2 separate regions of the Homo sapiens genome follow, and region 2 is linked to region 1. A link is an interaction called in ENCODE POLR2A ChIA-PET data of the cell type or tissue named here. Cell type or tissue: OCI-LY7. All regions are shown on one strand. Each heading gives the region's core, and the rest is flanking DNA. Links, peaks and the distances in the headings are about the cores only.

Region 1 (15,928 bases), core at 5,086-9,085:
AAGTTCCTAGAAATCAACACGGGAAAATTTTAGTGATCTTGAGTTTGGCAAAGATATTCTTAAGTAGGATACAAAAAAGAAAAAAATCTTGAACTATAAAAGAAAAAAAGATGAATTGAGAGGTGGATTAAAAATTTTTTTTTTAGCTTTTACTCCTCAAAAGACACTGTTACAAAAGTAAAAATACAAGCCACAGACTGGAAATAATATTTGCAAAATGCTTATCTGACAAAGGACTTGTATCCAGAATATGTAAATAACTGTTACAACTAAATAAGAAAACAAACAGCTCAATTTAAAAAAATGCAAAAAAGATGTGAACAGACATTTAAGCAAAGACAACATGAATAGCACATGAAATAAGAGGGCACATGAAAAGATGCTCAAAATCCTTAGTCATTAGGAAAATAAAAATTAAAACACCAGGAGACACCACTACATAACCAATAAAATGATTAAGATGAAAACTTCTTACCATATCAGGTGTTGGCAAGGATGTGCAGGAAGTGGAACTGTAATACCCTGCTAACGGGAATATAAAATGGTGCAACCACTTTGGATAACATGTCAGTAGTTTCTTTTTTTTTTATTTATTTTTTTTGAGACGGAGCCTCGCGCTGTCGCCCAGGCTGGAGTGCAGTGGTGTGATCTCGGCTCACTGCAAGCTCCGCCTTCCAGGTCCAAGCCATTCTCCTGCCTCAGCCTCCTAAGTAGCTGGGACTACAGGCACCCGCCACCACGCCCGGCTAATTTTTTGTATTTTTAGTAGAGATGGGGTTTCACCATGTTAGCCAGGATGGTCTCGATCTCCTGACCTCGTGATCTGCCCGTCTCGGCCTCCCAAAGTGCTGGGATTACAGGCGTGAGCCACCGTGCCAGGCCAGTAGTTTCTGAAAAAGTTGAACACATAACCCACCAGACATTCCATTTCTAGGTATTTGCCCAACTGAAATGAAACGTATGTGTGAATGAAAATGAAAGACTTGTACATGAATATTTAGGGAAGCTTTATTTGTAATAGTTCAAAAGAGGAAACAACTCACATTCCCATCAACGGGTGGGTGGATAAACAAATTGTGATACAGCAACACAGTGGAATACTATGCAGTACTAAAACAGTCAAACATGCAACATTACAGACAAATCTAAAAATAATCATGCTGAGTGAAAGAAGGGAGACAACAGAAGAGTAAATACTGTATGATTCTGCTTATACAAAGTTGTATAATATGCAAACTAATCTAAGTGACAGAAAGCAGAAGAACTGTCGCCTGGGATTAGGAAGGGAGGTAAGAAAATTCTACAAAGGGTCACAAGGAAATAGAGAGTGCACACGTTCACACAATCTTCACTATGGTAATAGTTTCACATGGGCCATAACTCAAACTGTACACTTTAAATGTGTGCAGTTTATTGTACATTAATTATACCTCAATAAATCTGTTTATTAAAAGTCAAGGCCAGGCGTGGTGGCTCACGCCTGTAATCCCAGCACTTTGGGAGGCCGAGGCGGGTGGATCACAAGGTCAGGAGATCGAGCCATCCTGGCTAACATGGTGAAACCTCGTCTCTACTGAAAAAAAAAATACAAAAAAATTAGCTGGGCGTGGTGGCGGGCACCTGTAATCCCAGCTACTCGGGAGGGTGAGGCAGAAGAATGGCATGAACCTGGGAGGCAGCGCTTGCAGTGAGCCGAGACCATGCCACCGCACTCCAGCCTGGGCGACAGAGTGAGACTGTCTCAAAAAAAAAAAAAAAAAAAAAAGTCAGTATTTATTTTTACACCCCACACAGGGCTTGCTTCTTTTGGTTACTTTTATACAATAGCTTCTGAAGGATTCCAAATCATCATCTCACATCAACTACATGAAGGCCTTACTCCAAAATTGCAACCATTTTCCTTGCCTTATTTCTTGTACCTGCAAACCCAAAGGCCTATCATTACTAAATCCTCCTTCTGAGAAACACATCACTATGTTTTGTGAGGATGATGGCTACCAATCTCATTACGTGTCTTTCTTACAGAATATCCAAAATTTCAGCACAAGACAAAAAATAAAAATACATCTATACATATAGATACCTTATCAAGCCAATATTTAACCACTTCATTAAAGCAGTGAATGGAAAAAAGTATTTCCCCATGAAAAGTGTTCGCAAGGCTTTATAGTCTACATTTTCGTCTGTATGATAGTTAAAATCATTAACTATAATCAAATACATACATATATAAAGATTTAAAAAGCTACGTACCTAAGATGTGTGTGCTCTACTGATTATAAGCTATGTTTCAATTTAAAAACAGTCAAAGTTTGAAGATAGCAGTGCTGTGTTTCATGGACATTCCACCTTTCCTCTCCCTGACTGTCCTTGTGGCTTCTGTAGCCCTAGTCCTCTCTCCAGTATGCCATGATCCTAATGTCCCTACACTTGCTTCTCCCCCTGCTAGCAGCTCTACACTCTGTGGCAAAGAGCATCAGGACAGGGTCTCTTTACCGGATATTCCCCTTCAGGCAGCAACAGACTGGGAGAGCAGTTAACATCACTGACTTAGAAATAATTTTTTTTTTTTAATTACGGGTTTCTCAGAAATCATGTAGAAGTTGAATGAGTTCAGAGCCAGAACTAGGGCATGGGTCTGCTGATTCCAAGACTCCAATATCTACCACATCTGCATTCTGGTTTATCAGCTCAAGATTCCAGTCTAGTTTCTCAACACTGTGGAATGAAAAACTGCTCAGCCATCAACTTGTAACCAAAGATGACTAATATTTTAGCCAATAAGGATTAAAAGGAGGAAAACGAGCTTAGTTTCCAGGTACTAATATCCTTTTAATAGCCTAAATTTGCAGTAAAGAAAGTACAATAAGCTGGAAATAGCCAACAAACCAAGAGGAACTCATTTCCTACAGAACACATGCACTGTTAATTTTAGGGATTTACCAGAGTTGCACATTTTAAAGTTAAAATGATAGAACCAGAGAACAGAAGCAGAGAGCAGAATAAGTCAACAGTTCACTGATGGTGCAGACTCACATTCAGCACAACCAGACATATTGTAACAGGAAAAAAAAAATCCCTTTAAGTGAAAATAAGGATTTAAGGAAGTTAGAAAAACATGGAGTCAGTTAGGTTTGGTGTGTAGGTTCTGGTCTACTTTTGTAGTCTGTAGTTCCAAAGACAATTGAGTTTTGTAAGCCCCTGTGATGGTAATATGTGTCTGCTTCATTCTTCTAGCTCTGCTGGAGCTCCCACTGGATAGCTTCTGGTGCCACACAGCGGGGTGGAAGGCACATCCTCAGGCTGCACAGTATGATTAGGCCAGTGGGTAGGGGACTGCCAGACCTGAGGGGTGAATAAGAGCATTTCCCGTGGCTTGTTCTACAGTCACCTCACTGGTAAGCTTCTCACTCTATCTCTGCTGGGCCACTGTTGTGGGCAGACTAGGCCTGCTACTGCCACTGGGTAAAATGTCTCATTGGCAAGTCCCTCCTGGGCTTCCCTTTTCCTGATCCTTTGGCCAGAGAGGACAGGGTTTTCTGTTTTTTGTTTTTGTTGCTGTTTATGCCTGTTGGCAATTTCAAGTTGTACTCCACTCCAGTCTGGGATACACGGGGGAAAAACACAAACACGCATACACACCACACCGCCCCAACACACATGCATGGAAATTACTCCAGTCCAGTGTGTTTCAAGTCCTAACGTCCCCTAGCCAGTCCACCCGCTTTCCACCTTTTAGAGTCCTTTAATACCATACAGGATCAGTGAACTTGAAGACAGATCTAAAGAAGTGTTCAATTTCGGCCAGGCGCAGTGGCTCACACCTGTAATCCCAGCATTATGGGAGGCCAAGGCGGGCAGATCACGAGATCAGGAGTTCAAGACCAGCCTGACCAACATGGTGAAACCCCATCTCTACTAAAAATACAAAAATTAGCCAGGTGTGGTGGCGCACGCCTGTAATCCCAGCTACTTGGGAGACTGAGGCAGGAGAATCGCTTGAACCCGGGAGGCGGAGGGTGCAGTGAGCCAAGATCACGCCACTGCACTCCAGCCTGGGTGACAGAGCGAGACTCCATCTCCAAAAAAAAAAAAAAGAATTGTTCAGTCTGAACAGCTGCAGAAAAAGTAGGCTGAAACAAAAAAATGAACAAAGCCTCAGGGACCTCCAGGGCAATAATGAAAAATCTAACATTAGGAGAGGAGAAAAAATGTGACGCTGAGGGAGGATTTGAAAAATTAATACAGGAAAACTTCCCAAATTTGGTGAAAGACATAAACTTACAGAGCGAATTCCAGATAGGATAAACCCAAAGAAATTCATATCAAGACACATCACAAACTTCTGAAAACTAAAGACAAAAAGTCTTAAAAGGAACCAAGAAAAATGACACATTACCTATACTAGAACACCAATTCGAATTGGTGTTCAGTCTGAAACCATGAAAGTGCAAAAGGAGTGGCATATTTCTTAAATGCTGAAATATAAGAACTGAAACATAAGTACTGTCAATTGTGTGGGCCCAGCACGGTAGCTCATGCCTACAACCCCAGCACTTTGGGAGGCCGAGGCGGGAGGGCCACTTGAGCCCAGGAGCTCGAGACCAGCCTGGGCAACACAGTGAGACTACATCACTACAAAAAAATTTTAAAAATTAGCTGGGCATGGTGCTGTGCATATGTAGTTCCAGCTACTCAGGAGGCTGAGGTGGGAGGATTGCTTGAGCCCAGGAGGTCAAGCTGCAGTGAGCCATGATTGTGCCACTCACTGTACTCCTACCTGGGTGACAGAGTGAAACCCTGTCTCATTAAAACAAAAACAAAACAAACAAAAAACAACAGAAAACTGTTAATTATGAATGCTATAACCAGCAAAGCTATCCTTCAAAAAAGAAGGTAACATAAAGGTATTAGCAAATTAAAAATTTTGTCACTACCAAGCCTACGCTTAAAGAAGGTCTAAAGGAGTATCTTCAAAAAGAAAGAAAATAATAAAAGGCAGCTTGGAATTTCATAAAGGAAACAAGAGCAAAGGAAGGGGTAAATATAAGAGACCATCCTTTTCCATCAAGTTTCTTAAATCATACTGACGGTTAAAACAAACTTAACATCTGCTGTGCTCAATGTATGGAAATGAAATAACTTCAGAAAAGTGCATTTTAAAAAACAGAGAAGGCAAAGAGACCTTAATGAAAGTCAGACAAAACCCAACTACATACCGTCTAATAAAACTTATTTCAAACACATCAGTTTTACATAAAAGGTCGTTAAAAGATATATCATGCTAACATTATTTTTTAAAAACAGGTATGGCTATGTTAACACAGATAAGGTAGATTTCAGAGGAAAGAAAATTACTAGAGACAAAGACATTACATAACGATACTTTAAAAATCAATCCATCAATAAAAAAATACTGCTCCTAAAAGTAAATGCACCAAACAACAGAGTTGCAAAATAATAAAACAAAAACTGATAAAGCTAAATTACAGGTGGAGATTTCAACACTTCACTGTCAGCAACTGGTAGAACTAAAAGAAAATTAGCAAAGACAGAAAAGAACTGAACAACAATCAACCAACAGGATCTAAAAGACATCTCCAGAACACTCCACCCTACAACAGAATATTCATTCCCTTTAAGCTACCGTGGACCATGCACCAGGACAGACCATACCCTGGGTCATAAAACAAACCCCAACTATTTTAAAATAATTAAAATTATTCCATTTTCCAACTATAATGCTGGTGAACCTTAAGTTCATATGATTTCCAATCACAATGTAATCAGACTAGAAATCAGTAACAGAAACATAACACAAAAATCTTCAAACACTTCTGTATACCACATGTCTAAACAAATCATTGGCCAAAAAGCAATAGAACAGCAAAAAATACATATACGTAAATAAAAATAAAAACGCAAAATATCAAAAAACAGTTCTGACCGAAACACTTATGTCACAGTGACGCTTATATTAGAAAAGAGGAAATGGTCTCACATTAATAATCTCTGTCCCCTACTTTAAGAAACTAGAAAAAGTAGAGCAAAATAAATTCAAAGCAAGTAGAATGAAAATTATAAAAACAAGAGCAGAAACCAATGAAATTGAAAACAGGAAAATAACAACAACAAAAATCAATGAAATCAAATACTGGTTCTCTGAAAAATAATCAAAACTGAAAAGGCTCTAGCAAGACTGACAAAAAGGTGAAGACACAAAGCACAACCATCAGGAATGAAACAAGGGATAGCTTCATACTATAGCCATTAGAAGATTACTAAGGGCATAGAATGAATAACTTTATGCTCATAAATTTGACAACTTTGAAAATACGGACCAATTCCTCAAAAACCACAAACTACCAAAGCTCAACCAAGATGAAGGAAATGGCCTGCATATACCCATAACCATTAAAGACAGTGAATTTGTGAAGAGAAAGATCTCAGCCGGGCGCAGTGGCTCACGCCTGTAATCCCAGCACTTTGGGAGGCCAAGGCGGGTGGATCACCTGAGGTCAGGAGTTCGAGACCAGCCTTACCAACATGGTGAAAACCCATCTCTACTAAAAATACAAAAAATTAGCTGGGCGTGGTGGCGTGCGCCTGTAGTTCCAGCTACTCAGGAGGCTGAGGTAGGAGAATTGCTTGAACCCGGGAGGCAGAGGTTGCAGTCAGCTGAGATCACGGCATTGCACTTCAGCCTGGGAGACAAGAGTGAAACTCCATCTCAAAAAAAAAAAAAAAAAAAAAAACTAAAAAAGAGAAAGATCTCCAAAAAAGAAATTCCCAGGCCAAAATGGCTTTACTGGAAAATTTTACCAAACATTTTAAAAAGAATTAGGGCCAATTTTACATAATCTAGTTTAAAAAAACAAAGAACATTTCCCAACTCATCTAATGAAGCTAGTGTATTACTCTTGACATCAAAGCTAGACAAAACCATTGCAAAATTTTTTTAAAACTATAGACCACTATTCCTTATTAAGTTAGATGCAAAAACCCTCAAACAAATACCAGCAAACTGAATCTAGTAATATAGAAAAAGGACTACACACCATAAGCAGAATTTATCCGAAATATGCAAGACTGAATCAACATTTGAAAAAAAATTAATGGAATCAAATATACTAATAAATAACAAAATCATATGATCATGTCAATTGATGCAAAAAAAATCATTTGACAAAATCCAACATCTCATCATGATACAAATTCTCACTAAAATAGGAACAAACTGGAACTTCCTTTACTTGACAAAGAGCATCTGCAAAAATCTATACCTTAATGGTGAAAGAATGGTTTTCCCCTAAGACTGGGAAAAGGTGATCCACAACTTTTTTTCAGCACAGTACTAGAAATTCTAAGATACTGCAATAAGGCAAGGAAAATAAAATGCATACAGATCAGGAAGGAAGAATAAAATTGTCCGTATTGGCAAATGATACGATCGTTTACATGGAAAATCCAAAGGAACCTGTGAAAATCATCTAAAACTTCTAGAATAAGTAAGTTCAGCAAGGAAGCAGGATATAAGATTAACACACAAAAATCAATAACATTTCTATATACTAACAATGAACATATGGAAACCAAAAAGTTAAAAACAAGACACTATATACTAACAATGAACATATGGAAACCAAAAAATAAAAAACAAAACACCATTTACAATCACTCTGGAAAGTGAAATACTTGCAATCACTCCGGAAAGTGAAAGCTATGTACAGGATCTATATACTAAAAAATTTTAAATGCTGATTAAAAAAAGAAAACCTAAATAAATGAACATATATAATAGAGTACTTAACACAGGAAAAATGTCAATTCTCCCCAAATTAATATACAGGTTTAATGCAATTCCTATCAATATCTCAGCAACATATTTCATACACACAAACTAGCTTATTCTAAAATTTGCATGCAAAGGTACACACCCTAAAATAGTCAAAACAATCTTGAGAAATAAGGAAAAAGTGACAGAAATTACTTTCCCCAATATTAAGGTAGAGTAAGAGTAAGGGTAGTATTATTCTAGTAATAGAGTACCTGAGAGAGTGTGACATTGCCAAAATGACATGCACAGACTAATGGAATAGAACAGATGACCCAGAAAGAGAGCCACACAAATATGCCCAATTGATTTTGATACAAGTATGAAAATAATCCACTGGAGGAATTTTTTCAATTTTCAATAAATGGTGCTAGAGCAACTGGACATCCACAAGCCAAAAAGTGCCAAATATTTTTGTATCTCGGAACCAACTTGCTAAATGGAAATGTGAAATAGTTACAATGGCCCATCAGATAATTTCTTGATTATACAGAGAACAATTATATTTTTACTCCATTCTTTAACTCATGTGGTATTGATCTCCTATTACTTTGATCAAAGTTTCAGGGTACAAATTAAAATTTCGATTTTTTTTCAAGGAAAGTTTATAAATAACAGGTCATACTCCAAAGTGGTAAAAGAAAAAAAAGACTTAAAGTTTGGAAAATTTTCTTGGGCATAGTAGTAACTGGGGTAAAAAGAGAAAAATTTATGTCAAAGTGAGAATGTGTTATATATATTTAAAAATATTTCTCTTTTTTCATTAAGTAGTGTAAACTAGATTTTTTTTTTACTACTAAACATGACTTTTGTAAATACATGGTCCAAAAATTTTATTCTCTATTAGTCTTTAATAGTTTATTCTCCATCTCTGACATAAATTTTAAGTTAAAAAATTATCCAACAGCGGCTGGGCACGGTGGCTCACGGCTGTAATCCCAGCAGTTTGGGAGGCCGAGGCAGGCAATCACCTGAGGTCAGGAGTTTGAGACCAGCCTGGCCAACATGGTGAAACCCCATCTGTACTAAAAATACAAAAATTAGCCGGTGTGGTGGCATGTGCCTGTAGTCCCAGCTATTCAGGAGGCAGAGGCAGGAGAATAGCTTGAACCCGGGAGGCGGAGGTTGCAGTAAGCCGAGATCGCGCCACTGCACTCCAGGCTGGGCGACAGCGTGAGACTCCGTCTCAAAAAAAAAAAAAAAAGTTATCCTACAGCAATAATTTTTAAAATGAAGTTAAATGTTTGAATAAATGTGAGACTTTGTTCACATTTATTCCAAAAGGAAAAAAATTGAAAGACACCAAATTTGGCAACTTCTAAGCACAATAATGTTTACATAAAAACAAAAAGCAAAGAAACAAAAATTTTGTTGTGCCTGGTACTTAATGATTTACATAAACTAAATTTTAGCATTACTATGAATTTTAGTTTATTATTTTTAAAATTTATTTAGTCACATGTTTTACTTTTGACTACATACATATGAAACAACATTATATATTTTATTTTTCCCCCTCTAGTAACCAGGCACAAATTTTAATGTACTTCTAGTCTGTCCTGGCTTGCTTTGAAATTCAAGGGATACTATTTTGGTGCTGACCACTGACTATAAACAGAAAGTACCAGCTAACTCATAGGATGGGGAGAGGCAAGGTTATTTCATGATCTCATTGTGGGATGAGGCAAACCTAAACTTAAAAAAAGAAACAAGTTACCTCTTCAAGACATTAGTTTAAAAAAAAAAATGTGCTCAAGTGTTAGAACTTCTATTCCAAAGGACAAAAGTTTCCTGTTTTGAAAACATGCGGGAAAGCTTATACCTGCTGGCATGGCTGCCAAGTATGTTGACAAATAATGAAAGTTTCAAAACTAGGCCTCTGAAATACAATTAGCTAATGTCATAGTAGGTGCCTTGATTATTCCAAAAAAAAAAAGATAACTTTTAACTAAAAGCTACTGCACATAACCACAGTGCTAACGGCTAAGGCTGGACCTCCTCAAGGAACTCATACACTGAGATGAGACACAGACGAATAAATCAAGTACTGGGTGCTCCAGGTGCACTGAAACCACCAAATTCAGCCACAAGGGTTTATGGAGTGGTTACGTCTGAAGGAAGAGTCAGGTGAACACGGAGGTTAAGGTAGGGCATTCCTACCAGAAAGCACAACAGTGCAAAGGAATTTGAGGTATGAAAAATCATGGTTCTTTAAGAAGATAAGTCATTTCATAGGTCTGAAATCTGGGGAGCATTGAAGAGAATTAAGAAGAGGCTGGAGAGGGGGGCAGAAGCTGAGCCACCATCCACACCAAACCCTGGAAGTTGTGTGCTATTTTTCCCATTTTCCAGTAATTTGCCCAAGGTCAAACTTCTGGCAAGTGGCAGAGATGAGAGGACAGATCAGGTCTGCATCTCTACAAAGCTCAAGCTCAGGCTGTCTCTCAACGACCTTCCAATACTTAGAATAATCTCCCAACAGGTGCAGCTTCCTGAAGACAGAGAAAGCCCATGGTGAAGTAGAACAGTAACAAACCCTGAAACCAATCATTAAAGTAGCTGTTCTCAAAGTGGAGTTCTTGGACCACTGCATTAAAATGCCTTGGTACTCAGCAAAAGGTAGATTCTGGGCCTACATTCAGACATACTGAATCGCATTCTCTGAGACTGAGCCTGGGAGTCTGCATTTTATGATACCCACAAGCTTTGAAGGCTGGTGATTTAAATGCCTGTTACGCCTAGGGCAAGTGACCAGATTTGAAGGGGCATATGAAGAAAGGAAAGGCTTAATTCAACTTCAGATAAATGGGATCTGAGTTAACAATGAGCTATGCAAGGAAAAATGCTGAAGCAGGCAGTTCCAAGACAGTACTTGAACTTGGGGAAAGGGACACCAACAGAGGGACGAAACTGAAGCTCTCAGCTTTCAAAAATCAAGGAAGAAATGGTAGAGGGCTGAGCTCTGCAACTTATTACGGGCAGAACCTCCCTCCAGCAGCAGTGGAGCACTGACAGTGGAGGTTTATGAGCAAGAGGAACAGAAGAGGGCATGTGTCATGGAAGCCAAGAAAGGGCTCAACAGTGTCAAAGACTATCCCACAGAGAAAAGAAGAGGACAGAGGGGCAGAGACTTGAAAATAAGCCACCAGAGTTGGCCAATTGGAAGCCACTGGTAAGTCTTGAGACAGGTTTCTGAGTGGCAGAGAGAAGCCAGACTCTAAAGTAGATGCCTTGGAAAGTCAAGAAAACAGGAGAAGAGAAAGGAGAAGAAAAGCTCTATCTGAAGACTGAAGTAAAGAAACGTGGGGGGAGACACAAACTGAGGTTACAAGAAGGGAGAAATAGAAGGAGCTGACGCTGGAGGGTCTGTTTCAATGAGCTAAGATACAAGGTCATCTGTGTCTCTGGGGAGGTGGGGAAGAGCTGGACAGGTTTGAAGAACCAACTGCTTCAGCCCCATGGTCAAGGCCTGGAAGAGCCACTGTGGTCCTGACTCTCAAACAGGGAAGTATTTTCTTGGCGCACCTTTTACTGTAGAAAAGGTTAACCTACAGAATAGTTAAAACAACTGTATTTATCAGATTTGTTTCAGCACATTCTCCCTTTCTCTCTCTCTCATATATATGAGAAAAAAATATATATATGTCTGCGTGTGTGTGTGTGTGTGTATCTATATATGGTCAAACCATTTGAAAGCAGGCTACAGACACCACAACACTTCCCAGTAAATACTTTCAGCACAGATCCCTTAAGAACAAAGACATTCTCCTACATAATCACAATTTTATTACCACAGCCAACCATTTTAATACTGACATATAACATTTAAAAAATACAGTCGGTATTTAAGTTTCCACCCCAAAATGTCCTTTATAACCTTTTTTTTCAGTCCAGCATCCAATCAAGGATCATGCATTACAGCATTATATTTGGTTGTCACTTTAGTCTCCTTTAAATTACAACAGTCCCCCTCAAAAGTTTTTGTCTTTCATGACATAATTTTTGGAGAATCAAGACCTAGTGTTTTACAGAATATCCCACAATCTTGATTTGCTTTATTGTTTCCTCATGATTAGATTCAGGGCAAATATTTTTGGTAAGAATAATATAGAAATGACATGCAACCCTAACAAGAGACTGATATTTCAATTTGTCACTACTGGTGATATTAAATTGGATCACTTGCTTAATGTAGTATCCACCAGATCTTTGCATCACAAAGATGTATTTTTCCCTTTGTAATAGATAATTCATAAAAAGAATTTTGAGATAGTACACATATACCCAATAATCTTTACCAATAATTTTTAGCATCCATTGACAATTCCTGCCTGAGTCAATGATTACAGTGGCAGTTGTAAAACGGTAACTTTCTAATTCAATCATTCCTTGTACATTTACTAGAAGGCATTCTTTGGTAATGTCATTTTTATTTCCATCCACCTTCTTCATGTTTAAGTATCACTATGGACTCATATTTTCTTCCAATATAACTGATTACTTTTTTTTTTGATGTTCAAAATGTTCCAAATTTGGCCAATGAGAATCCCTTCAAGCCAGTTTTTGTGTTGTTCTAACTTGTTTCCATTAGTCCTGGAGCACATGTTTGCTTTACGACACAAAATGATCCAGTATCATTTTGCAGTTTTCCTGTCTGAGCCTTAGATGGTTTCACTGGTTAATTCTAACAAATGATGCTAAAACGGCTTAAAAGAAATAAGACTAATTCTATAAAAATGATTCAACATTGTAAGAAAAATCCTTCCCAACTCATTTGATGAGACCAGCATTAATCCAACACCAGAAATAAAAATAGCATACAAAAACTAAAACCAACAGACTTCATTAATGCAGACATAAAAAATGCTTAAAGGTGTTTTACCAAATTGAGTCCAGCAATATGTAAAAATGAGTAATATATAACATCCAAACAGAGTTAATACCAGAAAAGCAAGGATGGTTTACATTTTTAAAAAGTAATGTATTTTACCATATTAACATTCTAAAAAAAGAAAAACTAGTTACTTCACCATCTTAATATAGAGAAAAAGAATTTGATAAAATTCACCAATTCATGATGAAAATTACCAGTAAGCCAATAGAAAGAACTTCCTCAGCGATTATGAACACTTATTAAAAACTTACAACTGACATCGTACTTGATGGTCAAAGACTGAATGTTTCCCCCCAAAATTGGGAACAAGGAAAGGAAGCTGTAAACACTATCTAAAAAAAAAAAAGGTGCTATTAGAACAAGTAAGGTTATAGCACGTAAAGTTAATAACAAATATCAATTACATTTCTATATACAAGCACTGAACAATTGAAAAATAAAATAAAATATAATTTCATTGTATTTGGAAAAAATACAATCGGTTGTATACAGAACAAATATCCAATTGTTTGTATACTTGTATACAATATACAATTGTTGTATATGGAAAAAATACAATTCCCTATACAACAGCCTCCAAAAACATGAGAGATAAATACTGTTTAAAGAAATTAAAAAAGATCTAAATAAAGAGATGAATCTTGTTTGGGATTAAAAACTCCATGTTGTTATATCAATTCTCACCAGTTTGATTAGAGTTAATGTGCTCTCAATCAAAATCTCAGGTTGTTGTTGTTTTCGAAATTGACAAGTCTGAAATTTACATGGAAATGGAAGTAACTAAAACAGCCAAAGCAGTTGCAGTATTCATACTGCCTCCCTTTAAAGACTTACTAAAAGACTGCCGTAACCAAGCTAATACAGAACTGACAAAATGATATGTAAATCAACAGAACAGAATTGAAAATCGAAAAACAGACACGCAAATACATGGTCAACTGAGTTTCAATAAAGGTGCCAAAGCAACTCAATGGAGGAAAATGAAAGTCTTTTCATAAATTGTGCTGCAACAGCTGAATATGCAAATGCACTTTAAAAAGTGAACTTACGGGAAATTGTAGGTCAATATTTTAAAAGTCAACAACAACAAAAAGCATGCTTTTGTGTTCTATTCCCTATTGCAATATGCATTATTTACATATTCCCATTATTTGAATACGCAAATAATGAATATTGACTCCCACCTCCTACCATATATAAAAATTAGCTCAGAATGGATTACAGACCTAAATAAACAGCTAAAACTATAATGTTCTAGAGAAACACACAGGAGAAAATTTTTGTGATCTTGTGGTAGGCAAAAATTCTTACAGGATACAGAATATACACAGACCTGTAAATGAAAAAATTGAAAAACTGTACTTCATTAAAATTTAAAATATTTACTCTCAAAAAACGCTGCTTAAAAAATGAAAAGGCTGCCTGGCGCAGTGGCTCACGCCTGTAATCCCAGCACTTTGGGAGGCCGAGGCAGGTGGATCACAAGGTCAGGAGATTGAGACCATCCTGGCCAACAGGGTGAAACTCCATCTCTACTAAAAATACAAAAAAATTAGCCGGGCGTGGTGGCGGGTGTCTGTAGTCCCAGCTACTTGGGAGGCTGAGGCAGGAGAATGGTGTGAACCCGGGAGGTGGAGCTTGCAGTGAGCTGAGATAGCGCCACTGCACTCCAGCCTGGGCAACAGAGTGAGACTCCGTCTCAAAAAAAAACTATAATGAAATACCACTAAGTACCCACTGAAATGACTGACAACATCAAGTGTTGGGGAAAGACATACTGTAAAATCAACTGGAACTCTCACATCCTGCTGGTAATGGTTTGACAGTTTCTTCTGAAGTTAAACATAATCTTACCATACAACTCATCAATCTACTCCCAGGTATTACTTGCGAGAAATGAAAATATTTGTCCACAAAAAAACTTTTACTTAAACCTTCATAAAAGCTTTAATCATAATAGCCCTAAACTTGAAACAACCCAGAAATCTATTAACAGGTAAAAAACTAAATTGTAGTTTACTTAGCAATAAAAAGAAACAAACATGATAAATGTAACGTGAATTTCAAAAGCATTATGCAAACTGAAACAAGTCAAAACAAAAGACTGCATGTAGTATGATTCCATTTATTTACAATTCTAGACCACGCAGCAGCTACAGAAAGTGACAAAAAGCAGAGCAATAGTTGTTGCCTGAGACCAGTGATGAGGAAAAGGCACTGATTGCTAACAGGCACAGGGGAACTTTCTGAGATGATGGAAATGTCCTACATTAAGATGGTGCCATTTTCACAACTGTATGTTTATGAAACTAATCAAAATGCACACTTCAAACTAGTGAATATTACTGTATGCAAATTATACCTCAATAGAGTTGGCTAAAACATAAAGGAAAGAAAAAGAAAGCTGGCACAAGTTTAGTCATGTTCAACCTTACAGCATTGTTTTAAAGTAGGTTATTACCCTGGGCTCTTAATACCCTGAAGGCACATAGATGTCACCTCATTTCTGTCTTTTATTAATTTCTTGTATGTTAAAAGTGGGAGAAAAGGAGCTTTACTAATTTTTGATAGCTTTTTTGTTTCCTTAAGGTCTCAGGAACCAGTCAGCTTTAAGAATTTTTGAGATTGCAGGCCAGGTATGGTGGCTCATGCCTGTAATCCCAGAATTTTGGGAGGCTGAGGTGAGCAGATCACTGGAGGTCAGAAGTTTGTGACCAGCCTGGCCAACATGGCTAAACCCTGTCTCTACTAAAATTACAAAAATTAGCTGTGCTTAGTGGTGGGCACCTGTAATCCCAGCTACTCAGGAGGCTGAGGCAGGAGAACCGCTTGAACCAGGGAGACGGAGGTTGCAGTAAGCGGAGATCGCGCCACTGCATTCCAGCCTGGGTGACAAGAGTGAAAACTCCATCTCAAAAAATAAATAAATACAATAAGAATTTTTGAGATTGCTAGAATAATTTCCCTTTGTTGTTGTTGTTATATATAAGCTAGAATAATTTTATCTTCACTTATAAATCAGATGTTTATACTACATCACATATTTTTAAAAGTTTTTCTTCTATGCAAATGCATAGTGGTAAATTTTTGCTAAAAGTCTGAAATATCTAGATACAGAATGAATTAATATTTGGAAGAATAAGTTAACTTCTCAAATATAAATGTTTTCCAGAATCCAGTTCTAACAGGCTTACATAAAA
Region 2 (15,928 bases), core at 4,741-8,740, 100 kb after region 1:
TCATGCAACCTAGCTATGCTGGAGAGTCAGCTCTTATCTACACTTCTGTCTGGTGTGTCCTAGGCTAGGCGCCACACCTTGTATATAATTAAAATCCCGAACTTACCAAGTTTTTCACCAAAAATAAAAGTTGCTAAAAGTTAACGTTATAATATGTAACTAAAACTACTAAAAAAAATTTTACATGCAAGGTGTGTAAAGAAAGTAAAATGTGTTTTTGGCGAAAGATTACAAGAAGGCATGGGAATGTGCATTTTTTTTGCCTAAGGGGTTAAAGAATTGTTTTAAGTTAGAATAAAGGTTTGAACAATTGTGGAGGGTTTGTAGAAAATTAATTGTAAAAGAGATTCTGTGTGTGGACATTGGCTAAATTAAAGGAGTATTATTCAGTTTTTCTATAAATTAAAAATTGGAATAAAAGCACAACAGATTTTTCTTAGAGCAAAAACCTGCTTATGATCTGCTATTTAACAAAAACTTGTAAAGGGTTATAAAAGGTTTATAAGAATCTTACCTTATGGTCAAACTGATTAAGATTGGATCGATATATTTATAAGGTTTTATTAAGAATTGGGTTTGACATTGATAATGCACTAATGCAACAGTGACATTTGGCTTATTTGGTACAAAAATCATACAGGGAGCATTGTCAAATATAAAATGGTGTTTGGTTTTCTTTGGGCCATATTTGTATAAATATGTTATTGGTATATATATTCCAAAATCATGGGAAACTCTTATAATTCTGATATGACTTAGTGTACATTATCAGTAATAATGATAATCGTTACATAAAATCATTGTATGCCATGGAGGTAACAAATTTCCTTGTCAATTGTTTCTTTGATCGTGGCTCCCCTAAAACATTTTGTCAGCCATAGACAATTGTTACCTGGTTTTTTTTCTTTTTGAGACAAAGTTTCTCTCTTGTTGCCCAGGCTGGAGCGCAATGGCGCAATCTCAGCTTACTGCAACCTCTGCTTCCTGGTTTCAAGTGATTCTCCTGCCTCAGCCTCCTGAGTAGCTGGGATTACAGGTGCCCACCACCATGCTCAGCTAGTTTTTGTATTTTTAGTAGAGATGAGGTTTCGCCATGGTGGTCAGGCTGGTCTTGAACTCCTGACCTCAGGTGATCCAACTGCCTCGGCCTCCCAAAGTGCTGGGATAACAGGTGTGAGCCACTGTGCCTGGCCCAATCGTTACCTCGTTTTAATCCTCTTTAAAAGGTGATTTATAATCAATTATAGAACTCTAATAGGTGTTCTTAAATGCAGGTTTTCTGATAACTTTGGAGATTGTGTCATCAGAATAAAGGAAAAAACTTTCAGAACTCTAATGGAGAACTGAAATATTCATAACTATCAAACAGAAGTTAACTATATGGACTAAACTGAAGAAGTCTAATCTTTTTAACTTTGCTTAAAACATTGCTGATCCTTTGTTTTGTTTTTCAGAGTCAAGGAAACTTTTCTTTTGAGCTATTTACAGCTTTTAACAGTTGAGTGTACTCCTATGAACAGAATTTGGAGCATATTTATTTTTATTTCTTTGTATTTAATTTCTCTAAAATTTGGAAACTGTTTGTAAGTATTCTTAACTTATGGCAATATAGTTATTTGCATAGGTGCAATAAAAATCCGTTTTCTTTTGTAACAGGACACAACGGGAGACATTGGTTATTTTGCTAAGGCTTTGACTGGAACAGCATGTTTTCCTTTAGGGTATTAAACCTAACATATAGAGCCAATAAAAGCCCCCTGGGGGACTGGCCTCATACCTTGCCTAAAACAGTCTCTGTGCAGAATTTCTAACCTGTGGTGAGTAAAGAATGTCACTTTCTGACAGGTCATGGAGCCCCAAGTTATCTTGTGACCTCGAGAGGAAAAAAATTTACCCAACTCAGGTATTTGAGGGTGCAAACCCATGGCTGGGCTCGGCTGTAAAATAGTCTTACCTGAGGCAGAGCAAAGTGGATCCCAGCAGTTTGGGAGGCCGAGGTGGGCACATCACTGGAAGTCAGGAATTTGAGACCAGCCTGGCCAATATGGTGAAACGCTGTCTCTACTAAAAGCATAGAAAAAAAATTAGCTGGGCATGGTGGCAGGGCCTGTAATCCCAGCAACCCGGGAGGCTGAAACAGGAGAATCACTTGAACCCAGGAGGTGGAGGTTCTGGTGAGCCGAGATAGCACCACTGCACTCCAGTCTGGGCGACAGAGCGAGACTCTGTCTCAATTTAAAAAAAAGAAGTCTTATCTGAAATTCCTTCTATGGAATAGAGTTCAAAGCCAATTTAAAATGAGCTTATGTGAAAAATAATTATTCTTGCTGTACAAATAATCAGGCCAAGTATAATAAAGCAAATCGGTCTTACCATGATTTGTCTTTAGTAAAAATAGGAAACTGGAGAGAGAAATATTACATTTCAAAAACTGGTATACTTTGTATTAGATTCTAGTCTTATCAGTTGTTTTTAAGTTTGTTTCTGCAATTTAGTCTAACACTGCATATTCCTGTGAACCAACCACTGATGTCTAACTGCTGCTCAGAAGAAACAAGAGAGATGGGTAATGCAAAAATCTGGATCAGTATTCTAATTCTGGGCACATTACAATCAGCTAACAACCCCATATCAGCTTAGTTCCAACAGTTGCCCAGTTCATGAAAAGCTTTCTAATTTAGTTTACTTGGAATAACTTTACTTATTTTCCTTTACTCTTGTGAAATATATTGCTGTTATACTCTTTGTGTAGGAATACAGGACAAGCTTACTAAATGTTTTCTTAAATTAAACACTTATTAATTTTCCAAATACTCTTTGTGTAGGAATACAGGACAAACTTACTGAATGCTTTCTTAAATTAAACATTTATTAATCTTCCAAATATCACCTTTTGTTGAAACTCAAAAGTTATAAATGGACCTTACCATACTAATGCTTTCTGACTGAGCTCCTCTCTACCCTGAATGCAAGAGGCCCTCATAGTTAGGCAGGAATATCATTGCCCCTATTCAGCATGAAGAAGTTACAGAAGACGGATCTTTATGCCTCTGCAAGCCTTAGGATTAAGGGTTTATAAAAAGGGTGGGGGGAAATGTCAGAGGTGTGTGAACCAGAGCAACTCCATCTGAAATAGGAGCTGGGTAAAATGAGGCTGAACCTACTGGGCTGCATTCCTAGAGAGTTAAGGCATTCTAAGTCACAGGATGAGACAGGAGGTCGTCACAAAATACAGGTCATAAAGACCTTGCTGATAAAACAGGATGCAGTAAAGGAGCCAGCCAAATCCCACCAAAACCAAAACGGCCACGAGAGTGACCTCTGGTTGTCCTCACTGCTACACTCCCACCAGCACCATGACAGTTTACAAACGCCATGGCAATGTCAGGAGGTTACCCTATATGTTCTAAAGAGGGGAGACATGAATAATCCACCCTTTGTTTAGCATATCATCAAGAAATAACCATAAAAATGGTCAACCAGCAGCCCTCAGGGTTGCTCTGTCTATGGAGTAGCCGTTCTTTTATTTCTTTCCTTTTATTACTTTCTTAATAAACTTGCTTTCACTTTGCACTGCGGACTTGTCCTGAATTCTTTCTTGTGTGAGATCCAAGAACCCTCTCTTGGGATCTGGATCAGGACCCCTTTCCTGTAACAAGGGGATAAGATTCAACCTATTAAGACTGGAGTGGTGACATTAATTTCAGACAGAGCTGACTTCAGAGCAAGGAAAATTATCAGGAATAAAGACAAACTTACATAATAACAAAATGGCCAACTCTCTAAGAAGAAAGAACAATCCTTAATGTGTTCACCGATTATGAAATTGATAAGTTAAATAATTCTATAAATGTCATGAAATTGGATTAATAATTTTAAAGCTCCGCCAAAGTGGCCAAACTGCCACAGATCCTGACAATTTCATCTGGATCCATTGTACCCTGCTGGGCCACCAGTGGACTGGGGGCTTCCTGTGTGGTGGTTGGCTTCTGTGTCATGACTGATTTCTACCTTCCCACACCTTATCATGAAAACACTACGTTCCTGTTGTTCTGACCATGAGGTCTCAGGGTTTGGGCTGCGCTGTGAAGGTCAACCTTACCTCATTGCTGATGGCTTTCTTGTACACAGTAGGCTGCTACTTCATGTTTCTAGAGAGAGTGGAATTTGAATCTGCTAAGAGGGCTATCCGCTCTCCTGGGACTATGCAAGCTTCATAATGCAGCCATGAGCTTGTCTCTGTGCCTTTGAGTTTCATGAGCTTTTTCTATAGCAGCATCCTGCAAAAAAGAAAAGAAACAGCCCATCTGGAGGTCAAGAGGTCAGTCTCTGGCTGTGTTTTTCTCATTGAAGTAATATACCTTTGGTCCTCGAATCTTTTCAACCTATTTTCTTAAATTCCTCCTAGAAAGCAGGGAATGAGAATTGGATTTCTGTAAGAGAGGGCGCAAGTTTTCTGGGTACGTCACCTTGTTTTTGATGACGTTTGGAAACAAACTTGATCTTGGTTTCTACACCCTGATCTCCAAAAACACTTGAGAAGAACTGAAGGTCTTGTGTATGTGTTGTGTCCTTCCTTCGGAGGAGGGATGGGGACACTAGAGGAAGGTTCTGTCGAGGCCCCTGTAAATGATAAAGGAGCATTTCTCACACGAAGATCCAGGCACACATCTTCAAGGAACTGTGAATTTATGAAAAATTTTTAAATTCTTTTTTTTGTTTGTTTGTTTTGTTTCTTAGAGCTTGGGGTCTTGTTATGTTGCCTAGGCTGGTTTTGAACCCCTAGGCTCAAGCCATCCACTTGTGTAGCTGTGACTACAGGCAGACGCCATTATGCTTGGCTTAAAATTCTTGTGTTTTTATTTCAGTGATAACCTAACAAAAATATTAGTGTAAACACTTTTGAGGTTGTCTGGAGGACCCATATGTAGATATGGCCATTGATTACAGCATCATTTGGTGTCTTGTCATTTTACTTTAATAATTGCAGGCTCAGGAGGAAGGAACAAAGGAGAATATAAAGTAAAAACAGTGCATTCTTCCAATGCAAAGGCCAAATGATGGCAGGGCTTGAAGAAAATTTCACAGTGGTTCAGAAGGAGACAGTGATGGGAGACCTGAGTCATCATATGGAACACAATGGTGGAGGAGTTCTCTGTAGCATGTTCCAGTGTGAGCAGCAGTTTGGGTCTAGCAAAACCAGTATTATTCATCACATGGAATTAATAATGTCAATTATCAATGAGGAAAAGTAATTAAAATTTAATAGTATATATTGGTTAAAATTTTATCTCATCTGTTGTTTTGCTTGTCTCAAATCTCTAAAATTATTTACATAAGGAAATCCGTTATTGAGTTTTAACTTTACATGTTTAAGAAACATTTTGACTAAAATAATCAAAAACAATACTGGAGGGCCACACAAATGCTTTTCCTTTAAGTGTTGTGCTGCCATAGAATAATTTTTGAACTGGAAAGTTCTTGGGAGATTTAGTAGAGAGGAAGCTGAAACCCCAAGAGATTAACAGACTTTTCCAAGGTCAGACAACACATCCTCAGCAAGGCTATGATTAGGCCCTAGGTCTCCTGATGTCCACCCCAGGCCCCTTTCCAAGGCACGGCTGTTCAGAAGAGGGCTCCAAGAAGGTGGATTATTCAGGCCCAGGTGATTGGATGGCCATGCCTTCCCTAAAACAGAGGCTGGGAGCTTTACTTTTTCTTTTGCAGGCCACTGGCACATGGAATATATCAACTGTGGGCCAGGCACAGTTGAAAAACAAGAAGAGAAGTTTAGAGACAAGATTCAACATCAGTCTCCACTCCACCCCCAGCAACCCCACCAAAACCAGCATTACCATATACTCCACCTCCATCACGTTTGTGTAGGTACAGAAGATGACAGAGGATGTGCTAAAGGGCTATTTTGAACATTTCTAAATGGATGCCACAGATTATATGCATTAGAGAATGAGCTTCTCAATGGTTCTTTACTGGTAGGTTTTTGTTTGTTTGTTTGTTCGTTTGTTTGTTTTTTGAGACAGAGTCTCACTGTTGTTGCCCAGGCTGGAGTGCAATGGCTCTATCTCGGCTCACCCCAACCTCCGCCTCCCGGGTTCAAGTGATTCTCCTGCCTCAGATTCCAAAGTAGCTGGGATTACAGGCGCGTGCCACCACACCTGGCTAATTTTGTATTTTTAGTAGAGATGGGGTTTCTCCATGTTGGTCAGGCTGGTCTCGAGCTCTCAACCTCAGGTGATCTGCTCGCCTCGGCCTCCTCCCAAAGTGCTGGGATTACAGGGGTGAGCCACCGCGACCGGCCTGGTTTTTTTTTTTTTTTTTCTTAAAAAAAAGAGATCCATTTCTGAGGGCATCATCACTGAACTGGGAATATAAATTCTGAAATTTAAGTTCCTGTTTCTTAACCTTGAGTACACAGTGAAATAACAGCGGTAGTGTAATTATTGATTTTCAGGTTTTCAACTTGTACTTGTACTGTTTGTAGAGGAAACCCATCTGAAACATTCTAACATAACCTACATTTCATTGGTTCTATCCAACCACCAAATAATGCAGGAATTTCTTCAGGCATTTTATAGGGGTGCCCAGGCTACCTTGCAAATGTTTACAAACACGTTGAATTAGTTACTAGGTGAGGTTAGCCATTTCAGCAGTTTAATTTCTTCTGCTCTGGCCCCATCATCTTCACTTCCCAATTGTTTCTTAGGTCTACTCCTGCTCTGCTTCCAGCTGATCGTACTACAGCTTCTCCGAGACCCCCACTCCTCCCATCTGGCTAACCCCTGCGTCTGCAGCCCCCCACATGGTGCCTGCATAGCCCTCATCTCCCAGAATTCTGTTGTGAAGAGAAATGCCTTAAAGGGTCTATAACCTATTTTAAGATGATTCTGTGTAGACAGTGTAATAGAATGAAATTTTTCTTCCCCCTGGTGCTGTAAGTCACCTTTTGAAGCTCCCTAATTAGGAATCCACTTTCCATATCCATTGGAGGATTCTTCACATGAGGTCCACTGACCGCCCAGGAGTCTCAGGATAGAATTTAGGAAGTCCATCAACCGGAATGGAAAAAATTACATACTTATTTCACTATCTTTAAACTGAAAAACTGCATTTCCTTCCATTACAAAAGTAGGCAGCAAACCCCAGTAGGAGAGGAGCAGTAGCTCTGCTGTGCAGGAGTCCCAGGGACTCTCACTGATGTCCCAGTTGCTGCAGATATCTCCAAATATTTTTTACATTTGTCATCACTTCTAAATGACACTAATTATTAGATTTTCCACTAGAGCTTGTTATTTCAAGGGATAATCATGAAGCACATATATTACTATAGCACAAATTTGATTTTTTCTAGTATTTTGAGAACTATATTTCAAAATAATTGCTTTCCTTTGCAAAGCTATGTATTTTATTTTAATTTAAAAGATTACAATAAAAGAGTAAATGCATTTTTTTTTTCAGAGAAGAGAGTCATAGCCTTCTCAGAGTGCCAAAGGAGTCCATGGCACAAAATTTTTAAGAAACCCTCATCCTTAGAAGGTTAATTATCTGAGGGATGTTAGATATTATTCTTCATTTGTAGAACGAGAGATGTTCAAGTTACGAGCTTTGCTCCTGTATCACTGGGACACAAGCATGAGAAGACCCGGTAGTACCACGCTCGCAAGTTCCACTTAGATCTTGGACCCGCTTTACATACGTCATCGTCACCTGGTCCTATAGTTGGGACGTTACCATGTTGGCTTTTGAGTGGCCTTTTCTGGCACGATGTGGGTTGAATTGTGCTCCCCCAAAATATATATTGAAATCCTAACCCCTGGCACCTATGAATGGGACCTTTTTTGGAAACAGGGTCTTCGCAAATGGAATCGAGTTAAGAGGAAGTTATACTGGAACAGGGTGGGCCCTTGATCCAATATGACTGGTGTCCTGATAAGAAGGGAAGAGCCACACCGAGAGAAGAATGTCACATGATGATAGAGCAGATACTAGAGTGATGCAGCTGCAAGCCAAGGAATGTGAAGGATTGCCGGCAGCAACTCGAAGCTCGGAAGAGTCAAGGGAAGATTTTACCCAGAGTCTCAGAGGGAGCCTTGCCCCGCGGACACCTTGATGTCAGACTTCTAGCCGCCAGAACTGTGAGATAATGAATTTCTGCTGCTTTTTACCATCAAGATATCATTACTTTGTTACTGCAGCCCTAGGGAACGAATCCAGTGTATGGGTGCCAATAAATGGAAAGAGGTGGGAAACCACAGAGGTCACAAAACTGGTTGTGTGACTTTGGGAACCTAGTTGCTAATGAGACCTGTACATTGCAGATTCCAGTCTGAGACGTACAATGATTGGTACGTACCATCTGGTTGTGAGGTTTTGGGGAATGAAATATATAGCTTCCGCCCACTTCCAACTGGCAGAGCCTAGAGATACCCAAAATAGCAGTACAAATGTTGGGCCTAAAGATGGGTTTAGCTCAGCTGAAAACAGAATGCCTCTCTCCCTTTTTGTGTTACACTCGGCTAAAGCTGCTTCCATCTCACAAATGCTTCAAGGAAAATTGCCTCCTTCCATTTTTACTCATTGTCCCTTCTTTCCCTGGGGCCCAGATATAATAAGTTCAGGGAAGGCCGGGTGCGGACCAAACTCAGTAGCAAATCTATGTTAGTTCCATGACACTCTGCCTCCTCTTCCTTTGGATGAGTTCTCTCCTAGGGAGAGCTCTATCCCTTAGGCAGAGACATAAGCAAATCTACCTATTAAGTGTGCTAGACTTCCATCTTGTCTACTTCCTAAGGGTAGGCAGGGTCTCCTCTAAGTTGGAAAATACAACAGCCTTGTTTACCTGAGAAGACAAACCATGTCGTCATATATCAGGCTACTAATTCAGACACTCATTTCAGAAGACTTTTTGAGCTTCCAGCCTCAAAGTTCTAGGGCTTTGAACTTCTTGCCTCCCTGGTTTGGATACTCAAGGAAAGGATAGTGGGGATCAAGAATCACTAGAGACAAGGACATCTCGATGCTTGAGTCAGCCAGTACGCTATAGCTGCTGCTCCTTCCCTCTTAAGTTCTATTTCCTTTGTGCTTGACTCCCTGCGTTCAATATAGACCTCCCCACTGCGATCACTACTTTCTGCTCTTGCCTGGAGATGTATCCTGAAGTCTATCCCCACTCCCAATAGATTTATATATAAAGCCTTTAAAATACATGAGAGCATTCATAAGAACCACCCAATCTTTCAATGAATAGTTTGTCCTGGACTAAATGCAAAGTCAAATATTGAGCTCAGTAAACTTATTACACTCATGTAATCTAATCTTCAAATGTCAGAAAAATTACCTTCAACCTTTTCCTCCATTCTGGAAAGAGAAACTGCAGCTCCTTTGGCCTCATATAAAACCTTCTTCGAAGTCTCCAGTCCTGCCCTCAAATCGAGTTTGCAGTTGTTGCTCAAAATATCTACGATCTAGACTTTCGTGTTACTAAACTACTCTGCTCCATCTGGTATTTTTGGCCACTGAAGCAGCTCTCATTATTGATTGATTGATTGAGATATAATTCGCATACCATGAAACCCATCTGCTTAAAATGTACAATTCAGTGATGTTTATTATGTTCACAGAGTTGTGCAACTGTCACCACTATCTAATTCCACAACATTTTCATCAACCCTGAAGAAACCTGCACCCATTAGCAGTCACTCTTCATTCTCCTCTACCCCAGCCCTTTGCAAACACTAATCTACTTTCTGTCCCTATGGATTTATGTTCTTTATGTTTTTCAACCCATTTCCAATCCCAATAGTCCGATACAGTCCTATTACAGGTGGTTAGACAGGCATGAGCGGGCAATGCCCCTCAGTTGAATCCTTTCTTCTGAGGAAGCAAGAACTGAGGTTGCTGCAGACCTGTAGGGATTCATTGCCAGTAACCAGGACAACTTCCATCAGTAACAGTTCCAACTAATTACTTCTGTAGTGAAGGCCTACTATACCCGAGACTCGTTTGAAAGGCCGACCATATTAAATCCTTCTTACTCAAAATGTAAAGAAAGAGGAGCCGGTGGCCTTACCCATCCCTAGGAGGAGCTGGGAGACAGGGGCTAAGGAAACGTGCAGCAGCAAGTGTGAAAAAGCACTGGACACCCTCACTTGGTCAGCTTACGCCAACATTCTTTATTAGCAGTAAGGTTTCTGATAACCATGGAGAATGTTTGTCAAACTCAAGAACCTTTGTTTCTAACTCCTGGAGCATTGCTGTAGGCAGTTGCTAGCTTCCAGTGCAAATAGAAACAAACTTAAATGTTCACTGGATGAATGGAAACTTGATTCTCTTAATACAGTCCACTTGGGCTCCATTTGTCTTCACAGCAACCATTTGCTGGATTTATTGCTCAATTGACATCATTTATGCATTCCTTCTGCCAGTACCATATTGTGTTGATTACTATAGCTTTTTTTTTTTTTTATACTTTAAGTTTTAGGGTACATGTGCACAATGTGCAGGTTACTTACCTATGTATACCTGTGCCATGCTGGTGCGCTGCACCCATTAACTCGTCATTTAGCATTAGGTATATCTCCTAATGCTATCCCTCCCCCCTCCCCCCACCCCACAACAGTCCCCATAGTGTGATGTTCCCCTTCCTGTGTCCATGTGTTCTCATTGTTCAATTCCCACCTATGAGTGAGAACATGCGGTGTTTGGTTTTTTGTCCTTGCGATAGTTTACTGAGAATGATGATTTCCAATTTCATCCATGCCCCTACAAAGGACATGAACTCATCATTTTTTATGGCTGCATAGTATTCCATGGTGTATATGTACCACATTTTCTTAATCCAGTCTATCATTGATGGACATTTGGGTTGGTTCCAAGTCTTTGCTATTGTGAATAGTGCCGCAATAAACATACGTGTGCATGTATCTTTATAGCAGCATGATTTATAGTCCTTTGGGTATATACCCAGTAATGGGATGGCTGGATCAAATGGTATTTCTAGTTCTAGATCCCTGAGGAATCGCCACACTGACTTCCACAATGGTTGAACTAGTTTACCGTCCCACCAACAGTGTAAAAGTGTTCCTATTTCTCCACATCCTCTCCAGCACCTGTTGTTTCCTGACTTTTGAATGATCACCATTCTAACTCGTGTGAGATGGTATCTCATTGTGGTTTTGACTTGCATTTCTCTGATGGCCAGTGATGACGAGCATTTTTTCATGTGTCTTTTGGCTGCATAAATGTCTTCTTTTGAGAAGTGTCTGTTCATATCCTTTGCCCGCTTTTTGATGGGGTTTTTTGATTTTTTCTTGTAAATTTATTTGAGTTCATTGTAGATTCTGGATATTAGCCCTTTGTCAGATGAGTAGGTTGCAAAAATTTTCTCCCATTTTGTAGGTTGCCTGTTCACTCTGATGGTAGTTTCTTTTGCTGTGCAGAAGCTCTTTAGTTTAATTAGATCCCATTTGTCAACTTTGGCTTTTGTTGCCATTGCTTTTGGTGTTTTAGACATGAAGTCCTTGCCCATGCCTATGTCCTGAATGGTAATGCCTAGGTTTTCTTCTAGGGTTTTTATGGTTTTAGGTCTAACGTTTAAGTCTTTAATCCATCTTGAATTAATTTTTGTATAAGGTGTAAGGAAGGGATCCAGTTTCAGCTTTCTACATATGGCTAGCCAGTTTTCCCAGCACCATTTATTAAATAGGGAATCCTTTCCCCATTGCTTGTTTTTCTCAGGTTTGTCAAAGATCAGATAGTTGTAGATATGCAGCGTTATTTCTGAGGGCTCTGTTCTGTTCCATTGATCTATATCTCTGTTTTGGTAACAGCACCATGCTGTTTTGGTTACTGTAACCTTGCAGTATAGTTTGAAGTCAGGTAGCGTGATGCCTCCAGCTTTGTTCTTTTGGCTTAGGATTGACTTGGTGATGCGGGCTCTTTTTTGGTTCCATATGAACTTTAAAGTAGTTGATTACTATAGCTTTGTAGTAAGTTTTGAAATCAGAAAGTGTGAATCTTCCAACTTCGTTTTTTCCTTTCAAGATTGTTTTGGTTGTTTTGATTGTCTTGCATTGCCACATGAATTTTAGTATCAGCTTGTTAATTTCTGCAAAAAGCTGAGATTTTGACAGGCATTGCAATAAGTCTACAGATACCAGTCTAGGTAGTGCCACCATCTTAACAATATTAAGTCTTCTGATTCTTGGACATGAGCTATCTTAACACTTAATTAACTCTTCTTTAATTTCTTTAAAAAATGTTATGTGGTTTTCAGAGCATTTGTATACTTCTTTTCCTAATTTTATTTCTAAATATCTTATTCTTGATGTTATTATAAATGGAATTGTTTTAATATCATTTTTAGTTTGTTCATGACTGATCTATAGAAATACAATTGATTTTTGTACCTTGATCTTGTATCCTGCAACTTTGCTAAACTTGTTTTGTTAGTTTTTAATAGGCTTTTAATGCATTTCTTAGAATTTTCTATATGTAAGACAAAAATCCTCTGAAAATTGAGTTTTATTTCTTCCTTTCCAATCTGGATTCCTTTAAGTTCATTTTCCTGCCTAATTAACATGGCTAGAGGTGGTAGTGCAACACTGAATATAAGTGCCAAAGCAAATATCCTTGTCTTGTTCCTGATGTTAGGGAGAAAGCAGATAGTTTTTCAACATTAAGTATGATATTAGCTGTAGGTTTTTCTTTTTCTTTCTTTTTTTGTATTTTTAATAGAGACAGGGTTTCACCATGATGGCCGGGCTGGTCTCGTCTGGAACTCCCGACCTCAGGTGATCCACCCACCTTGGCCTCCCAATGTGCCAGGATTACAGGCGTGAGCCACCACACCTGGCCAGCTACAAGCTTTTCATATGTGCCCTTTGTCAGGTTGAGAAAATTCCCTTCTATATTTCTAGTTTGTTGGGTGTTTTTATCATGAGGGAATGCTGGATTTTTTCAAATGCTTTTTCAGTATTGATTGAAATAATCGTGTGGTTTTGTCTTTTATTCTATAAAGGTACATTACATTTGAGGTAGTAGGTGGGACTCAGCTCTGCAGGCAGGGCTTGGACACCAGACCAAATTGAGGACTAGCTAAGACAGACACAGGGCAGAAGCAGCTTTTTGTAAGCCACACCCACCAGCGTGCCATGTCAGTTTACCATTGCCATGGCAACATCCAGAAGTGATTGCCCCTTTCCATGGCAACAACCCAACAGCCTGGAAGTTACCAGCTTTTTTCTAGAAATTTATGCATAATCTGCCCCTTAATTTGCATATAATTAAAAGTGGGTACAAATAGTACTGCCTCTGAGCTGCTGCTCTGGGTATAGTGCCTATGGGGTAGCTTTGCTGCACAAGGAGCAGTACCTCTGCTGCCACTATACACTGCTGCTTCAATATACGTTGCTGTTTCACACCACAAGTTCACACTTAAATTCTTTCCTGAGCGAAGCCAAAAACTCTCCCAATTTTGGGGCTTGCCTGCCCTGCATCACATTGATTGAACTCATCTTGCATTCTCGGGACAAATCCCATATGTTTATGGTGTAAAATCCTTTTTATACATTGTGGGATTCAGTTTATTAGTATTTTGTTGAAAATAAATGTTTGTATCTATATTCATAAGAAATGTTGGTCTCTAGTTTTATTTTCCTGTGGTGTCTGTCTGGTTTGTGTATCAGGGTAATTCTGGTCTCATAGAATGCAGTGCAAAGTGTTCCTTCCTTGTCAATGTTTTGGAAGAATTTTTGAAGGATTGGTATTAGTTCTTTAAATGTTTGTTAGAATTTAACATTAAAGCAATCTGAGCCTGCCCCCCCCTTTTTTGTCAGTAGCTTTTAATTAATAATTCAATATCTTTAATTATTATAGGCTTATTCAGATCTCCTATTTTTTCTTAAGTCAATTTTAGTAGTTTGTGTATTTGTAGAAATTGTTCAATTTCACTTAAGTTTCCTAATCTGTTGGCCTACAGTTCTTCATAGTATTCCCCTATAATCCTTTTTATTTTTGTAAGATTAGTCATAATGTCCCTTCTTTCATTCCTAATTTTAGTCTTCTAGTCTTTTCCTTGGTCAGTCTAGCTAAAGATTTGTCCATTTTGTTGATTTTTTCAAAGAACCGTCTATGTCATTAATTTCTGCTCTAATCCCTGTTATTTTCTTCCTTACATTTGCATTAGTGTTTAGTTTGCTCTTCTTTTCCCAGTGTCTTAAGGTAGAAAGCTAGGTTGTTAATTAGAGACGTTTCTTCTCTGTTTAGTATAGATGCTTACAGCTAGAAAAATTTCCCTCTGATCACTGCTTTCCCTGCATTCCACAGTATTGTTATGTAGTGTTTTCATTTTTATTCACCTCAAGGTATTTTCTAATTTACCTTGTGATTTCTTCTTTGACCTATTGATTATTTTGAATTATGTTGTCTAATTTCCACATATTTGTGGATTTCCCAAATTTTGCTCTTATTAGTTTATACTGCACTTTCAAGTATTTATACTGTTTTTTAAAAATGCATAATCACCTTTACCAGAGCTTTTTTTTTTGCATGTATGTGGCTTTGAATTCCCATCTGAGGTTACTTGTAGACTCTCTTAAAGGAAAAGGGCCGGGCGCAGTGGCTCACGCCTGTAATCCCAGCACTTTGGGAGGCTGAGGTGGGCAGATCACAAGGTCAGGAGATTGAGACCATCCTGGCTAACATGGTGAAACCCCGTCTCTACTAAAAATACAAAAAATTAGCCGGGCGTGGTGGCGGGCGCCTGTAGTCCCAGCTACTAAGGAGGCTGAGGCAGGAGAATGGCGTGAACCCGGGAGGCAGAGCTTGTAGTGAGCCAAGATTGCACCACTGCACTCCAGCCTGGGGGACAGAGTCTCGCTCTATCCCCCACCCCCCCAAAAAAAAGAAAAGAAAAGAAGACGGCTACTATTCCCTTACATTAATTTTCTTTTCTTTTCCTTTCTTTTCATTTCTTTTCTTTCTTTCTTCTCTCTTGCTCTCTCTCTCGCTCTCTCTTTCTTTCTCTTTCTCTCTCCTTTCCTTTCTTTCTTTCTTTCTTTTCTTTCTTCCTTTCTTTCTCTCTTTCTGTTTTGCTCTTAGTGCCCAGCCTGGACTATTCCCTTATCTTATGTTTCCTTTTTTGAAACAGAGTTTTGCTCTTGTTGCCCAGGCTAGAGTGCAGTGGTGCTATCTCGGCTCACTGCTACCTCCGCCTCCAGGTTCAAGCAATTCTCCTGCCTCAGCCTCCAAGTAGCTGGGATTACAGGTGCCTGCCACAATGCCCTGCTAATTTTTTGTATTTTTAGTAGAGACGGGTTTTCATCATGTTGGTCAGGCTGGTCTTGAACTCCTGACCTCAGGCGATCCACCAACCTCGGCCTTCCAAAGCGCTGGGATTACAGGAGTGAGCCACTGCGCCCAGCCATATTATTTTTCTTATAATATTTCTTAAACATGCATCAACATAAAGCTAGTAATAAACTCTTCATGTGTATAACACCTATTGCTATTTTAAAACAAAAAGAAATTTACAAATTGAACACAAAAGACCACCAAACCCAACAAAATTCAAGTTGCCATTTCATGGGATACACTGCTGTTCTGTGGAGACTACGCCTCATCCTGCAGTGAGGCCATGTTCTGACTGTCCCTACCACAGTCTCCATGACTGCATATGACATGATGATCTCATTTTCCCACCGCTGGTCTCTATCAAACTGCTATGAAACCTTCACTCACAGACATAGTCTTGACAGCCATTCGGCTTTCACTTTACCGAATGCATCACTTACATATTTATGGTATTTTCCCATTTCTTTTCTAATTAGTTGAGACATTTAATTTCTGAAAACCAGCACATAAATATACACATGTAAACATGGTCACCCAAATCCCACTGGTTAGCAAGACT

What was found. Peaks named below come from ENCODE experiments on the same cell type or tissue, not always from the same donor. Only the 100,000 strongest peaks of a DNase experiment are listed, where the experiment ranks them.
Region 2: POLR2A ChIA-PET joins it to region 1 with 6 read pairs; 3 of 35 experiments call an interaction of 5 or more read pairs at or near these places.

Annotation. Positions count from the first base shown.
Region 1 is chr2:97,948,075-97,964,002 of GRCh38, forward strand. The region is part of intron 1 of TMEM131 (transmembrane protein 131); the gene reads right to left. Among named protein-coding and RNA genes, the nearest start is that of TMEM131, 40 kb to the right of the region's middle. RefSeq lists enhancers at 9,761-9,840, 15,068-15,147. In OCI-LY7, for the core only: no CTCF peak of the experiment used is centred there; no DNase peak of the experiment used is centred there; H3K4me3 peaks cover 1,389 bases; H3K27ac peaks cover 1,135 bases.
Region 2 is chr2:98,050,336-98,066,263 of GRCh38, forward strand. LOC105373501 (a long non-coding RNA gene) reads right to left here and starts at 2,064. Exons shown (of 3, transcript XR_923092.3): 1 at 1,955-2,064. RefSeq lists an enhancer at 3,820-5,019. In OCI-LY7, for the core only: no CTCF peak of the experiment used is centred there; no DNase peak of the experiment used is centred there.